Linked DNA regions of Mus musculus: region 2 is linked to region 1. A link is a loop called in an ENCODE intact Hi-C map of the cell type or tissue named here. Cell type or tissue: left cerebral cortex. All regions are shown on one strand.

Evidence for each region. Hi-C counts contacts between places; a loop is a spot of excess contacts. Peaks named below come from ENCODE experiments on the same cell type or tissue, not always from the same donor. Only the 100,000 strongest peaks of a DNase experiment are listed, where the experiment ranks them.
Region 2: it touches region 1 in a loop (7-fold over the local background); 3 of 42 quality-filtered maps call a loop at or near these places.

The regions. Positions count from the first base shown.
Region 1 is chr4:46,766,757-46,774,756 of GRCm38, forward strand. The region is part of intron 7 of Gabbr2 (gamma-aminobutyric acid (GABA) B receptor, 2); the gene reads right to left. Among named protein-coding and RNA genes, the nearest start is that of Gm32208, 79 kb to the right of the region's middle. In left cerebral cortex, a CTCF peak has its summit at 6,685 (motif pointing right); DNase peaks (open chromatin) are centred at 3,461, 4,022, 4,574 and 5,982; H3K27ac peaks cover 4,544 bases.
Region 2 is chr4:46,822,393-46,830,392 of GRCm38, forward strand. All of the region lies in intron 3 of Gabbr2 (gamma-aminobutyric acid (GABA) B receptor, 2), which reads right to left. Among named protein-coding and RNA genes, the nearest start is that of Gm32208, 23 kb to the right of the region's middle. In left cerebral cortex, a CTCF peak has its summit at 3,941; DNase peaks (open chromatin) are centred at 1,545, 3,716, 4,649, 5,226 and 2 more places; H3K27ac peaks cover 6,707 bases.

The sequences.
Region 1 (8,000 bases):
AGCACTTTCTCTGTAATACTTGATTTTGAATATGAAAGGCTTTTCATGTTGGCCTCTACCCTGTGTTAGGCAGCCTCCCACACATCCAGGACAAAATTACATAATATCTTCAACTGGACTGTGACCAGCAGGGGTCCAAGGTAGATCTGAGACCTCCAGGAGAGAACTGGAGGAGCAAGTCTTCCTGGCTCAGAATTAGATCTATCAAAACTGACTGAGAAGCCAGGAAAGGTTGCTCAGGTCAATAATGCCAGTTATTTGTGAGGATGAGCCAAGAAGACCTAAATTCAAGGCCAACGTAGTTTCTTCAGTGAGTTCAAGGCCAGTCCAGGCCTTATAAGACCTTGTCTTGAAGTGAAAACTAAGAAAAGGTCGGAGATGCAGCTAAGTGGGACACATTATGGCCAGCATGCTTGGCTGTCTAAGTAGAATCCTCAGGACCACAAAGAAGATAAAAGAGAGAGCCTACCCGAGCCGGGGTAGTCTGGTTAGCTTTTTGTCCACTTGATATAAGGTAGAGTTATCTATGAAGAGGAACTCCAACTGAGGAAATGCTTCTATAAGTTTGTTCTGTAGACTGTTTTCTTATTTAATGACTGCCGAGGGTGGTGCCCCACCTGGGAAGGTAGTCATGCATTATATAAGAAAGCAGGCTGGCAAGCTATGGGGAGCAAGCTAGTAAGCAGCCTTCTTCCATGGCTTCTGCATCAGCTCGGTCTCCAGGTTCCTTCCTGCCTTGAGTTCTTGCCCTGACTTCCCTTCACAGCCGTAAGCTGTAAGCTGAAATAACCCCTCTCCTCCCCATGTTGCTTTCTGTCATGGTGTTTTATCATAGTAATTGAAAGCAAGCTAAGACAGGGGAAGATGGTTCATGTTGGCTGAGGGCCTGGTGGTGCCAGGAACCGTATCAGACAGGGAAGGTCACCATTGGTGGTCATGGTCCCTAATGAAGCAATGTTATGTATTTAAATCTCTTCTCAAGGTTGGTGGTGAGTCAATTGATTGGATGAGAACACAGGCTGCCAGGCCTGAGGATCTGAGTCCAATCCCTGGAGCCCACAGTGTATAGGGGAGGACTGACTTCCATAGGTTGTCCTCTGAGCCCCCACATACTTGTACTATGGTTTGTGCAACACCTCCCTCCTTCACAACACAAAATAAAGTAACTTTTAAAGTCGAACGTGAGGACTTGTCATGCAACCCTCTTTGTAACATGACTACACTGATTTTTTTTTTTGCAAACCCATGCATTATTAATCTTCTTATGCTGTTGAATATCTTTCCAGAACAATTGGTTTTAATGGCTGCCAATAATTCCACCGTCTGGGCATATCAAAATCTACCTAACCTAGTGCCCTCCACTGGGAATTCAGGTTGTGCCCAGTTTTTCCTCTCCTTCTTCTGAGAAGCCAGGTTGTCATAAATGTTCCCTGCTTGTCCTGTCTCACAGCGGCTTCCAAAGGCCAGCTGCCCATCTCCTCCTGGGTTCCAGGTCACAGAAGATGCAAAACACCCAGAGAGTCCTCATCCGCATTTGGGAGAAGTGCCCTGCCCACCTGCTCCAGCATGTCTGTCTTTCTAAAAACGGCCTGGCCCCAAGATCTAGCCCACTGCCTGGCCCCAAGGTCTAGCCCACTGCCTGGCCCCAAGGTCTAGCCCACAGCCTGGCCCCAAGGTCTAGCCCACTGCCTGACTGTGAGGCCAGTGCTGGAGACTAGGAGCACCTTTGAAGTTTAATCACTGTGGCAGAGAGGTGAGGTTAGCCATAAAGGCACACACTCACAATGCCAAAGCAGAATTTCCCTGAGTTCAAGGCCACCCTAGGCTATATAGCCAGAGTCTTGTTGCCAGAGGACCAAAAGGAGCATGTGGTGGCAAGGAGGGAGGGGGAGAGAGATTGCAAATGTGCTACTTGATCAACAGCCACATTTGAAAGGTGATCAAAGGGAAGATGTGGCCCCGAGACAATGCTTGCCTGATATGCACCGGGCCTTCATCGCCAGCACTGTACTGTCTTCTCCGCAGAAAGATGAAAAGAAAAATTGGTACTGATAGTATATCCAAAGAATCTGTTTATATGTGTGTGTATGTGAACTACATGTATGAAGGTGTCCGTGGAGGCTGGAAGAAGGCTTTAGATCCTTCGGAGTTGGAGTCATAAGCACCTGTGGGTCAGCTGATGGCAGGGGTGGGGTAGGGTGGGAACTAAACCTAGGTCTTCCGAAAAAGCAACGAGTGTTCTTAGCTGTTGACCCATTTCTCAGGCCTATGTTGTTAGCACATTTTCTCAAACTCGGTACATCTAAAAACGATGGCATTTCGATGGCGACCATATAAAATATGATGTGGTACACTTTTATTTAAAATTTTACAGTTATGTATTTCATTTCTGCGTGTGACAGACATGTGCCACAGTACATGTGTGTGGGTCAGTGGACAACCCGTGGGAGTTGGTTCTCTCCCTCTGCCATGTGGATTGTAGAGAGTACACTCAGGGTATCAGACTTGGTAGCAAAGCCCTCTACTTGCTGAGCTGTATCACCCGTCCCACCTTTACCTTGTGTGATGATACAATGTCGGTTGGGCTCAAACTCATGATTTTTCTTGCCTTGGCTTCTTGAGTAGTGGGGATTACAGGTGCACACGCCGGCTTAGACATTTTCATATGTGTGTACTGAGTGTGATCCAGCACACAGTGTACACTTTGGGCTGTGCTATATGTCAGTGCTTCTGAATAGAGCCTGGGCTTGACCAAGCAGCGACATGCATGTGAGAGTGTCTGTTCCCTTCGGAACCCTTGGTGAATGCAGACCTGGACTGTGGAGGCCCTCACTGGAAGGCATTTTTACTGTGAAGTTCTGATTCCTCCTGTTGGGTAAACCTAAATCAACCAATCAGTCAACCAACCATTCTCACCACCACCACCATTGTCATCATCACATCATCACCACCACCACCACCACCACCACCACCACCACCACCACACCACCACCACCACCATCACCACCACCAATCAGTCAATAATAAAGTGGTATCCCCACAGTTTGCTATGTGCCTTTCTCAGCTTGTCTTCCGAGGGTCCCACACAAGGGTGCTTGGTCACTGGTCTCACTTTGCAGAAGAGAATATAAACACTGGACTTTAGCCACCCAAGAGTAGTCATGTTTTTTTCCCCCCTAGCAAGCTGCCTCTCCTGGTAAGCTAATGGAACCACCCAAACGAAATAATGTCACTTCAGTTTTGCTCAGTACTTTTCTGAAACGCTTTCAGGATCATTTTTGCAACTAGAACATCTCTCAGAGGAAGAAAACTAGTTCATCACCGTAATCAAGTCTGTCACACAGGATGCGTGATGATGTTTGAAAATATAATCCTGTGAGCATCAGAACCGACAACTCTGAAACATCTCGAGGCTACATCTGCTAATAACGGTCTTTAGCATTCAGGCTGGGCACCCACGTGGGCTGGTGTGATCCATTTCACAGCAGAAATGCCCTAACAAGGCACTTCCTCAAAGAGGAACTGGGCAGAGGAGGGATTTTAATGAGGCCCAATCCCTGCCAGGGTGAAGTGCCGGTGAGGAACAAAGGCCCGAGATGAAACGTGTCTTCTGGAGTCAGATGAGAAGATGGCCCTCACATCAGGAGAGGCAGTGAAAATTGTCAAGGGGTCAGGACTTGTACAAAAAAGGAGCCAACACATTGGGGCCAATCACTTCTGAGATTAAAATGAAGCAGACACCCGAGGTGACCTCTGTGGTCGCTGTTCACGACATCACATTTCCTGCCACCCATTTACTCACCCGCCAAATCACCCACCCGTTCATCCTATCTCTATCCACTCATCTACTTATTGATCTCCATCCACCCACCAATCTTTCATCTACTCACCTACACATGTGTCTGTCTATCCACACACACACTCACCTATCTATCCATCCAACCACCCATCTACCCACAGATTCATATATCCTTCCATCTGTCCATCCATTCATCCCTCGATGTATCCATCTGGCCACATACTCACCCACCCACTCACTGTCCATTTTCCCCATATGTCTCCTCCATGGGGAGGAGATACCGAGAGACAGGCAGGGATGGTGACTGGCTGCCTTTGATGCTCTTGTTCCTTTGTGATCAGCAGAGATGCAGGTGTAAGCCAGACCCTCAAAAAGGCCCTCCCTGGAGGGGTCAGCAGTAGAGGTTTCTGCTGTAAAAGCCCAATGGCATGATGTCAACATGATTGCAAAAGAGAGATGAATCCAAGGACCCCTGCCTTCTGATCTCAGCACCAGGTTTTAGTAACTGGAAACACGAGGATGAGGAGAAAGGGCATTAAACAAAAAGACCATTAACGGTCCAACAAGAGCAATGCAGGCGAAAGCCTCCTATAGCTGCAAGCTGGCCCGGCATCGCTGCTCTGCTGCTGACAGATTTCCCTCACCCCTTTCTCACTCGACTCTGATTCATGTCTTAACCTTTTATGGGATGACCATGGTGGCTTTCAGGATGAAGCAAAGAGAAAGCTCGAAAGAGGTCACGGTTTCCCATTCCTCCACCACACACGAGCTCCTCCGTGATTTCACACATCCACGTACCATCTGTGCCTGGCTTCCCCGAGTGCCTCTAAGAACGTGGAAAAAGAGACCTTGTCTTGCTGCCTTACAGGCAGGATCTGATTTTATATCACACATTAAAATAAACACACGATCATTACAATACTGAATGTGGTCTGGATCCCAGTTAAATGGTCCCATCTTCTACATCTAGGACAGAGGCAGGGAATGTGGCATAGCTAATGGCCTCTTGGGGTTTGAGTTGCTAAGCTGACCAGGGGCTCTGGCCCTTCATTAAGCCATGGCTTCTCCTTTGGTGCTAAACACATGTGCGTGCTAATTTTTAAATCTAAAGGGATGATTAAAAGAGTACTCCAAGGAGCAAATTTGAGGATGCAAAGAGCAGTGTTAATTTAAATGTTAAATGGACCAGTGACTTTAGGCTTCTGTGGAAATCCCCTTTGAAAGATATTTTGAAGCCACTAGAATACAGTGCTAAGTCCCTTCATTTACGACTATAGATATAGTCATAGGTGTGTGAGTGTTTGTGTGCAACCAAATGCAAGGATGTGAATTATTACGGATGGCAAGGGTACAGAGACTACAACTGAACCCGAGTGTGACCGTGCATCCCTGCCCCTGTGATGTGTAGGCAGTGTAACAATTATTCTGAGGCCAGCCTGGGTCACAAAACAAACCCCTGTCTTAAAGCAAACAGCCTTTAAGCGAAGGCATGTGGTCATCTATAGGAGTTCTGGGCTATGTCCAACCGAGCGACCATCCCTGGCTCTTGATGTTAAGTACAGGAGACTGAGAATCTCAGCTAAGTCCCTTGCTGGGAGTTATCTTCTACTCTGAGCAATGGCCTTGTCCAAGGATACCATTCCCAGGGCTGACAGACTAACAGAAAGCTTAGAGGCCCAGGCTTCCCCCATTCCAGCTCCAGGGCTCCCTTCAGATACTGCAGGCTTAGTAGCAATGGCTCTGTGGTCCCCACACTCACTTCCTTATAGGCATATGTCTGGAATTCAGTCTTACAGACCTGTACATGGTGAGTGCTCTCTCTCAGCACCTATATGCCAGGGGGCCCAACCTTAAGTGTGAACCCATTACAGATTAGGAAACTTGAGTTCTTGCCAGGTTTATTCAATTCAGCTATCAGGTGACAACATGTCTTTGGAGTACATGCTTTAATGACTCTACATCTCTTAGGGAGACATCCCTCTGCCCCCTCACTGTGGACCCTCTTGCCCTTCCACAGTGTTTTATGCCCCCCCCACCAGATTTTAGGTCTTGACAGGCTGAAGCAGGGACCTGTGGGAGGCTTGAATTCTGTTGAGAAAGAAGAGGGAGGTGGGTGTTGGGGAGGGATAATGAGATTCACAATCTCATGAGCAAATGGGTCTTCGGAGCCTTTCTCACTACTCCCACAGGGGCTGGCAGGAGCCAGGCTTGGAGTGTCACATGGAGAGTGTGCAAGTCACCTCTGCATGAGCACATACAGGCTGGCGACACACATCAGGCCTCAAAGCCTTTCATCATGTCATCTGTAATTATGTCAGCTGTTCTCCTCAGAGCCTAGGAGACCTCTCTCCTGCTCAGCATCCTGGACTAATGTACCTTGACATGTGCACCAAGGGGTTGTCCTAGCCTCAATTAAGGGACTGTGGGGAGAGAGTGTGGAGTTTCTCTGAGAGGCTTTCGCCCAGGTGCTTTCCTGAGTTTTCCACAGCAGTGGGTTATCAATGACGCTTCATTATTTGCTTAAAAATTTGTCACACACACACACACACACACACACACACACACACACACACACACACACACAGAGAGAGAGAGAGAGAGAGAGAGAGAGAGAGAGAGAGAGAGAGAGAGATCTTACTCTATAGGCACAGCTGGCCAGAACCGTGCTGTGTAGACCAGGCTGCCTCAGGCTCACAGAGATCTATCTGTTTCTACCTCCTAAGTGCTGGCATTAAAAGCATTCACCACCCCATCAGACTTCACTCCATTAAAAAAACGTTATCTCATTTTTGTTTATGTGTGTGTGTGTGTGTGTGTGTGTGTGTGTGTGTGTGAGTTATGAGCTGCATGTGTGTGGATACTCATGGTGACCAGCAGAGGGCATCAGATCCTTAGGAGCTGGAGTGACAGGCAGTTGTGACCCACTCAACATGGTTGCTAGGAACCAAACTCAGATTCTCTGGGAAAGCATTAGCTGCTCTCGGCTGCTGAGCCATTGCTCTGGCCTCATGTTTTCACTCTTTTAAAACATACGTTCTAGAGGCTGGGGATATAGCTCCATTAGTAGTGTGCTTCACAGGCATAAAATCCTGGATTTGTTTCCTTGCACCCCATAAATTGGACAGTGGTGGTACCCAGCATCATCCTTGGGTTACATAGCAGGTTTGAAGCCAGCCTAGAATATGTGAAACCCTGTCTCAGAAGCTAAAAAGAGCAGCAAAAGCCTGTATACGTTCTAGGGAGCTCTGTACAAAGCCCCCCTCCCCCCCCCCGGACTATTGGAGGGCGCTCTGGATTTCTTAAGGTTAGGTCGGAAGGACCAAAATTTCTCTCTAAAACTAGTTAGCAAGGCACTTATGGGAGCAAGATACTGTTAATAGAAAATTCAGCTAAGTACAGTCAGCTTGCCTAGAAAATCAAACAAAATCCCCTAAACACCTGAATAACTGCAAAATGGTCTCCAGTAAGGGCTGGTATACAGCTTAGTTGGAGGACTCGTGACTAGCATGTGAGGCTTGGTCCCCAGAGTCACAAAACAAAACACACAAAATGACCCTTCCTAACAGGGAGCTTGTGTGTATCTGCTTCTAGTTGGGACACTGGGAAAGTTCTGGAGCTCGGCAGTGGTGACAGCCTGGCAGTGGTGACAGCCCGGTAATGTGAATGCATGACACGCCATTGAGTTGGAGCGTTTAAACCAGTGGCTCTCAGCCTTTCTCCTGGGTCAATATAGTTCCTCATGCTGTGGCGACCCCCACCCATAAAATTATTTTTGTTGCTACTTGTAACTGTAACTTTGCTACTGTTATGAATTGTAATACAAAGAGCCACATTTCCCGATGGTCTTAGGGGACCCCTCTGAAAGGCTCATTTGACCCCCAAAGGGTCTCAAGTCACAAGCTGAGAACCACTGGGTTAAAACCGAGTTCCTGTCACATTGAAATAAGAATGAAAAAGATTGAAAAGCATGGTCACCAGAGAAACCTCCACGATCTGATAGGCGAGAATAATAGCAAAAGGAGAGGAGACACCTGTGTCCAGGGAGTGAGTGTCAGCTGGCTGGGAGGCCGTTTTGATACTGGTCTGATGGTCCCCAATACCCCTTAAGCGAAAGAGATCATGGGACTCTTAAGGACACAAAGAAATAAGAAGCCAAGACTTGGGGCTGTAGAATGCCCCGCCCCTCTGTGGACCAGGTGAA
Region 2 (8,000 bases), 56 kb after region 1:
AATCGGATAATGACATAGAAAATGAAGATGATGAAGAAGAAAAGTTTCTAGTGACAATGAATGAGGTAGTGAGCTCCCCATCACTGCAGGCATGCAAGTAGATGCTGGATGCTAAACATGAGACTTCCTTTTCTTTATCAACATCGATGTTTTTTCAACACTATGCTTACCCCACTCACTGTTCTTTTTGAATGTTAAAGTTGCTGAAGCAATTCTGGGCTACCATGAGGGTTATTTTTTGTTTGATCGTTTGCCCCCTGATCCCTTTCCTCCCACCCTCTCACCCCCATTTAAGATTTGGCACATGCACTTAAATTCTTGTAGAAGTAATTCCTGTGGCAGAAAGGTGTTCCTGTGGGGACACAGAACAACCTACTTCCAGATAAGTTAGTGCTTTATACTGTGTAGCTGGAGTTGAGCCTGCATGAAAAAATGTAGGGACAAGTATAAGTGAAGATGCAGGATGTGGTGGTTCACCTTGGCTGTGAACTTGATGGGATCTGTGTGGGTTTGTTTCCTTGAAGGATTCGTTGAGATGGAAAGACCCTCTCCGAGGTGGGCAGAGCCTTTCCCAAGGGGCCCAGGTGTAAAGAGGACCAAAGGAAAAGTGGTGCTGCTTCATCTGTGTGCCTTTGCTCCATGCTGACCTGTGCATCTGCTTTACTGTTGCCGCCGCTGCTGCTGTTGCTGCCACCATCCTCCAAAGACATCCAGACTCAGCTTCTTTAGCCTTCCTATGCAGTCTGAGGACAGCAGCTCTGCAGCGACCTCCAGGCCTGCATTGTGATTGCCGAGGCATCCAGTCTGTGGACTGAGCATCTAACAAGTTCTCAGCCTCTCCAGTACACAAGACAACCATTGCTCGACTACCCACCATGCGCGGTGTAGGCCAATCTAATAACCCCTGTGTATTAAGCTCATTCTATTGGGTTTATTCTTCTAGAGAGCCCTAATGCACACTGTGGACTTTTTCTGGATAATGAACACATGTCTGCTTACCCCAGAGAGGACAGCAACAAAGACCAAAGAACTGTCCCACTGGAACGGAGCCTGGTGGGTCAAGAATCTTGTTCATTTAGAGGTGTGTGTGTGTGTGTGTGTGTGTGTGTGTGTGTGTGTGTGTGTGTATGTGTGTGTTCATGTATGTCTTTGTGTGTATTCATATGACATCAGACACCTTCCCCAGTCACTCTCCACTTCGTTTTCTTAGTCTTTTATTGAACTAGGGTATATCAACTGACTAGAGTGGCTGGCCTGAGATTCTCCTGTCTCCATACCCCAGTGCTGGGACTCTAAGGGGTGTCAATCACTTACCCACTAAGCCATCTCTCCAGCCCTACAATGACTTTTAATCAGAGTTTATGGGAACCAGAGCAGCACACAAGTTCCTCTGAAGCAGACGTCTCAGTCTCGCAGCCACTGACCGCTTATGCATCTCCATGCGTCCCACATCCCCACCTCCCACACAGTGAGACAGAGATGGGGCCCACTTTTGTGTAGGTGTCCTGTGGTTAATCACACATGCTGAGAGTTCAAGAGGACGATGGTCATGTGATAGCCAGAGGATAGCACTCCACGTAGACGTGCGCGTTAGATTCTCTGTGTGCAGCCTCGTGAGAGAGCAGATGCAGCTGTGTCGTGCATCACTCACACCCCGATCTGGGCTGCCTGAAAGGAACCTGCTTTTTCTCTCCGTCACGACACCCCTGCCTGTCCCAGGTCTGTCTGTCTGTCCCTGTCTGTCTGTTCTCTATTATGAAGAACAAGAACACAGATGGGAGAATGGGCCAAAGCGTGTTGGACTCCAGAGTTGCTTGGTGGGGTCTTGGGCTTGGAGCTGGGTTGTAAACAGCTGACCCTGGCAGGGTGGGCCCACGTTCCTTTCCACACAAGCCCTCGGGTCCCTCAGATCACATCCTCTGCGTGGATACATCCTGTGTGTCAAGGCCCACAGGAAGCCTATGAGGAGTGAGTGAGTTATGGGAGGGACACCCGGGGGGCATCAAGCCCATTCATACTTGAGTGCTGGGGACTGAAGGCCGAGAGGGAGAACTCTGGACAGTCGCGTGGGAGCAGTGCAGTTACTTCCTGTGGAGACCCTCAGCTCCTCCTGTGGCGTCTACCCCTCTGATGTCCCAGTTCCTCCGGTGGCAGCTTCCTCTCCCCCTTTAAACTCTGCCAAGGTCCTGCCCTCTTCTCTATAAGATAGTTCCTTAAGTTTGAGTGCCCTCCTCCCATTCTTACAAATCTGCAGTTACCCTTTTAGGGTGTCCCAGTCTGACTTTCCAGTTTAATCTCCACCCTTCCTAGGCACTGCCATGGACATCATATCTAGAACCTTCTATAGGAAGGCTCCCATTCCCCTCTCTGCTATGATTCACCTAAGACTAAAATGGTCGGCCTCATAGGATCTCATATCCTTTCTCCAAGGCAGCACACCCAGTGACTGGTTTAGCCTGCGTGGCTTGATTTGCAGAAAAGAACATGGAAGCCCCTATGTCCAGGACCCTTACCGGGCTGTATCTTGCTGAAATCCAACACTTGTCCCCACTCACACCCTCCAGCTTGTCCTGCCCTGCCCTCTCTGGAATTTGACTTTAATGAGTGGCACCTCTTGATCTGACTTGTTCTGAGACTCCCAGTTAGGTTAGGCTGATGGGGGGTCTCAAGTGGCATCAAAAAAACAATGGAAGCCGGGAGTGTAAGGGCTAATGGGTGGCCCAGCAGGAGTCAGAGAGCCAATAGGAGCCAGCAGGGGTCTAAGGACCAATAGGAGGCCAACAGGATTCAGAAAGCCAATAGGAGCCCAGCAGGAAGCAGAGGGCCAAAAGGACCCCAGAAGGTATCAGAGGGCCAGGATATCAGCAGATGTAAAAAGGCCAATGGTAGGTCTCAGCAGGCACTGGAGGGCTAATGAGAGGTCTCAGCAGGGGTCGGAGGGTAACAGGAGCCCATCAGGCACCAGAAGGCCTAAGAGAGGCCCCAGCAGGAGTCTGAGGGCAAGGAAGAGGAAGAGTTAAAAGTTAAGGATCTTTCTGCTTGGCTCCTCTTTCCTTGTTTGGATCCCAGCCCTGTCCAGCTTGGCTCCTCCAGTTGCCCTCAAGAGCACCTGGTGGTGGTTCTGACTCCCACCATTGCTCGTCCTTGGGGGTCTCATTAGCCCAATTGATTCCCCAAGCCTTGCCCAAAATACTTGTGTGAAGTTTGCTTTCTTCTGATTCCTCCCAACATGCCACGTCTCCTTCAGGGCCCTACACTGTAGAACTCTCCCTTTGCAGGTACAGGTCTCCTAAGGATAGCCTGATGCCTAGGCTCGCATCTTGTCATGAACCATACAGTTCTTTTACATCATATGGGCGCAGGCCACGAGAGCCCCATGTAAACAGCTCCTTCCCATGACGTCCTCTGGGGCCTCCAGGCTCAGCTCTGGCCCTCGGGTGCCCTCCTTGCTGCTTGGCTACTTGGTTCTGTAACCAGGAAGTCCCCTCATACGCAGCTCCCCACTACTCCTGGATAGAGAAGCTGAGCTGTCTCAGCTCCTTCAAGGTTAGGAATGACAACCTGTCTATGCCCTGGCCTAGAGCCTGGAGCCGGCCTCATCCTGTGCAGGTGCTGAGTGTGCGTCTTGGGTGGACACCGCCCCGAGTGCTGAGCAGGCTGCAGGGCCTGGAATGTGCTGAGCTCAGCAGTTTGGACAGTACAACTTCACTAGAAACTGGGAGTCATATCTATTCTGCAAGGCCCAAGTGGAATTTTCCATTTGGGATGCAGATCTGAAAGGCAGGACCATATATTGTGGCTTATTCACCCACCCATCCACCTTGGGCTGTGTACAGAGGGTCTGGAGGCCTCGCACCTCCCTGGAAGGTCTCAGAACTATAGCCTGCATCAGTGAGCCATCCGCATGGTTGAATGAGGACACCTGCTGCCTGTGATGTGTCACTGAGTGCCTGGTGTCCAAAGGGGAGTCTAGAGAGGAGTCTATGTCACCTTTGTCCGGGTGATTAGAGGAGGGCCTAAGTAGAAACTCCAGAGCAGTCCAGAGGGAGGCAGAAGAGAGAGTGGAGAAGGCAGACCACCTAGGATAGATGGAAAAGGAAATGGCGGTGGGGTTCCCGGTCACAGACTCAACCTAATGAACTCTCCCTGCAGACTGATGAACTGCACAGGCGTGCCACAGGGGAAGCCCAGGTGGCAAGCAGCCATAAGATGTCCTAGAAATATGGGCAGCTTTAGGACCTGAGGGTGTTTAGGACCAGTGCCTTTAGTGCCCCCATCCCTCTAGTCCCTCACTCATGCCAGGACATTACTTCAGGCCACTGGTGTAGACTTAAAGGCATAGTTATAAGCAATGTGTGGGTAAGTATAATAAGACACAGAGAGGTCAAGACAGCCACCCAAGATCACACAGCTAGAAAACACTGAACTCAGGACCTAACTTTAGTCTGATTTCTTCCTATGGTCCACAATAGCAAGAGAAAGCCAGGTTCCTCTGCAAGGGGCCAGAGCATAAATATTTAGTTTTCACAGGCCTTCTGGGCTCTGTCCCAACTAAGTTCTGCTGTTGTATTACAAGAGAAGCCGTAGGCAACACAAGAAGCAGTGAGTGCGGCTGTGTGCTAATCACTTTTTCTAGACCAGGAGCTGGACTCGCAGATGCCAGTCATGGCTGGCAGAGCCTGCCCTAGAGCCCGTGGTTCTGTGCTCACTGCAGGCTGTGAGGGAGAGGGAACCACACAGACCTGGAGTCCCATGGTTCTACTTGTTGTAGCCCTCTGTCCTGGCCACTCCAGGTGAACAAGAGAATTCTTCTTTAAAAAAAAAAAAAGGTACCTCCACGGCTTACCCCAGGTGGGTTGTAAATTTAAAAGTAAGATCATTCGCGCCAGGTGTGAGGGGCAGTGGTCACTATCAGGGATATGATCAAAGAGAGGATAAGACAGATAACTTCGGGTTCAGTTACTGCAGGGCAAGCCACAGTAATGCCATTGACCTAAACCCAAGAGGTGTGGTCTCTCTGCAGGAACAAGCTAACCTGCACCCTGTGAAACCCCAAAGGGATGCGCAGAAGCCTCTGGTGGGAGAGATCTTTTCACTACTCCCGGGAAGGAGCAGCTGTGGCAGCTTGGTAACTCCCCAGAGAGGGCCAGAGGCAGCTGTTCACAGGCTGGGCACAGCAAATTGTGTGATATGCTGGGTTCTGGGGCAGGCCGCCAAGCCAACCTGGGGCGCCTCTGCACCCCACCCCTCCACCGCCTGCTGCCTTACTGCTGATTCACAAGCAAGGCCAGGATATGCCAGAAGGATCCGAAACGGCTCTCCAGTGAAACACACTGCTGCTGAGAGGGACACATGGGGACCAGGAGGCCGGGAGCAGCTTCTGCTGTTTCCACACGAAGGTCGTGACCTTGGCAGGGCAGGGAGGATGTGGGAAGCTCCATCAATATCACTGGAGGCCTGGATATGGATCAGGTTGCCAGAGCCTGGCAGCCATGTTTGGCGGAAGAATCACTCCTCAGAGGGGATGCTAACTTGGGATTTGAGAGGGAGAGGGGACATGCCCAGAAAAACAACAACAAAACAAAACAAAACAAAAGGCTAAATTATAAAGCCAGATGATGTGATGAGGGCCAGCATAGGGCAAGACATTAAAAGAGGGCCACGGAACAGGAGTCGCCTAAGACGTCTCATCTGCCTGAACACCACTGTGCAAAGCGAGAGGCCGTTTTAACGATGGAAGACAGGATAGCTGAGCACAGATGTCCACCTCCCACCTAAGCTACCCCCTTCTGCAAGTGACAGAAAGGACCCTGCAAGGTAGTTACAAAAATAGGAGAATCTGCTTCAGTGTTGGAAAAAGAGGAGCGAGAAGCATCAACATGCCAGCAATTTTGAGGAATTTCAGAGAGGTACGATGCCAAGGAAACCAGATTGAAGGCTGACTCACAGCCCTGCTTCCTGAGCAGGGGGCACTGTGCTGTGGGGAGGGAGAGTGTACTGGGGCTGGGGGCAGTCACTGACCACATAGCCTACCATGTGCAGCTAGGCACCAGAGGACAGGCTGGGCCACAGCAGGGTGCTGCTCAGGAAGAAAGACGCTGGGCTGCGGCAGGGGGTACGGACCCACTTGGAGGAGCCCCCTTCTCATCACATGGCCCACCTGCCTTCAGCAATGGTTTGGCTATGCTGTCCAATAACAAGCAAGCAGAGCTGTCCAAATCTAGTTTCTCCACGGTGTCATGCCAGACACCACAGGCAAAAGAGCAAGGGCAGAGGCCAAGAGTGACCCTGAACATCTGGAGCAGCTGTTTCCCACCTACAAGGAGAAACCATGAGTAGCTGAGACAGTTCAGCACCATGTGACTCCTTGGCCCTCAGCTCTCTGTCCCTGGCTTTGAGTTTTGTCTTAGACTCAAGTGAAAGTTCAGCAGAGGCAGCTAAAACCATGGAGACCCACGGAAAGTTCATGGATGCCAGGGCGTCCCAGGTCAGGGAGGATTCGGAAGCCATGAGCCGTAAAAACAGACAGTGAACATGAGCAGAGGAAGGGCTTCATCAACGAACAGATTTGCTACCGGAAGTAAAAGGAAACTGTCACATCAGTTCTGTGCTTCACAGATGAAAGCAAACCAGAACTCTAAAATGCTGGAAATGATACAGTGAAAGAAACTGAAATTCAAAGGACCCCAGCAGAGCTGAGAAAATGACGGCAGGAGATGAATTAAATTACTGAATCTGAGAGTTAAAGACACATTAGAGGCAGCCAGAAGCAAACCTTAGTTACAGAGCACTGACAGCTGTGTGCAAGATAACCTGAGATCTCTGGGAGGTAACGTCTCCTGGACATCAGTGAGGGTGGAGATTGGGATGCCAGAGTGAGAAGAGCAGCAGAGAGGAACAACAGAGACTCATTCTGGAACTAGGGGCTCCCAAGGGGGCGGTGTAAGTGTGAATTCTGGAATTTGGTTTCTTAAAAACACTGACATATAAGAATGTGGTTTCATTTTAACCTCAGGTGTGCGGATATGGGGCTGCTTCAGACTGTCTTCAGCAACTGACTATGATTTGCCTCGTGCTGTAGCATAGTGGGGGTGTTGCCAGCTGCGGATAGTTTCTGCGGCTTTGGGACATCTGGAATTCTGGAAACTTTTCAGGGGGTGTATAAATGTTAGAGCCTCATAGGCGGTGTGGGTGGTTGTTGGTCATTCAGGGGCGTTGGTTGTGATTTGTTAGTTGTGCTCAAAGAAGAAAAAAGAAGGAAATTATTTAGTGATTCATTCTCTCTCTCTCTCTCTCTCTCTCTCTCTCTCTCTCCTATATAGTGATAGAGCATAAAGGGGGGATGGGCGGAGATAAAGGATGGGAAAAAGAAGTCACAAAGTAACAAAGGGAGGAGCACTCATAGGGATAAAGGGTAAGAAAAAGAGGAAGCCACAAAGTAGCAAAGAGCAGCTGCCAGGGCGAGTGTTGGTGATTTTTTTTCTGTAACTATGACAATACTTGACAAAAGCAACTTAAGGAAGGAAGGAAGGAAGGAGGAGGGAGGGAAGGAAGGAGGAAGGGAGGGAGGGAAGGAGGGAGGAAGGGAATACAGGAATTCAGTTCATGTGGCAGGGAAGGCAGCTGGTCTGCAGTCAGGAAGCAGTGACCAGTGCTGATAGCCTGTTGCTTAGCTGGCTTCCTCCTTTTTATTCAGTTCAGGGGCACAGTTTATGGACTGGACCCAGCCATGTTTCCACGGGACCACCCTCCTCAATTCAACGTCTCAGGATGCTAAGAAGCATGCACCTTAGGTGGCTCTGAATCTGCCCAGGCTGACATTGAATATCAACCCTGCAAGGTCTTAGAGCAAAAGAGAAACAATGAAAGATCTAATGGAAGAAAACTTTCATACTAGGAAGACCAAAGTCTTCAAACAAAAGCTGCCGTTGTGTTTTAGGAAAAGCACATGAATATCACACAAGTTTACCAATCATGCTTATTGTCACTGTATTCACTAC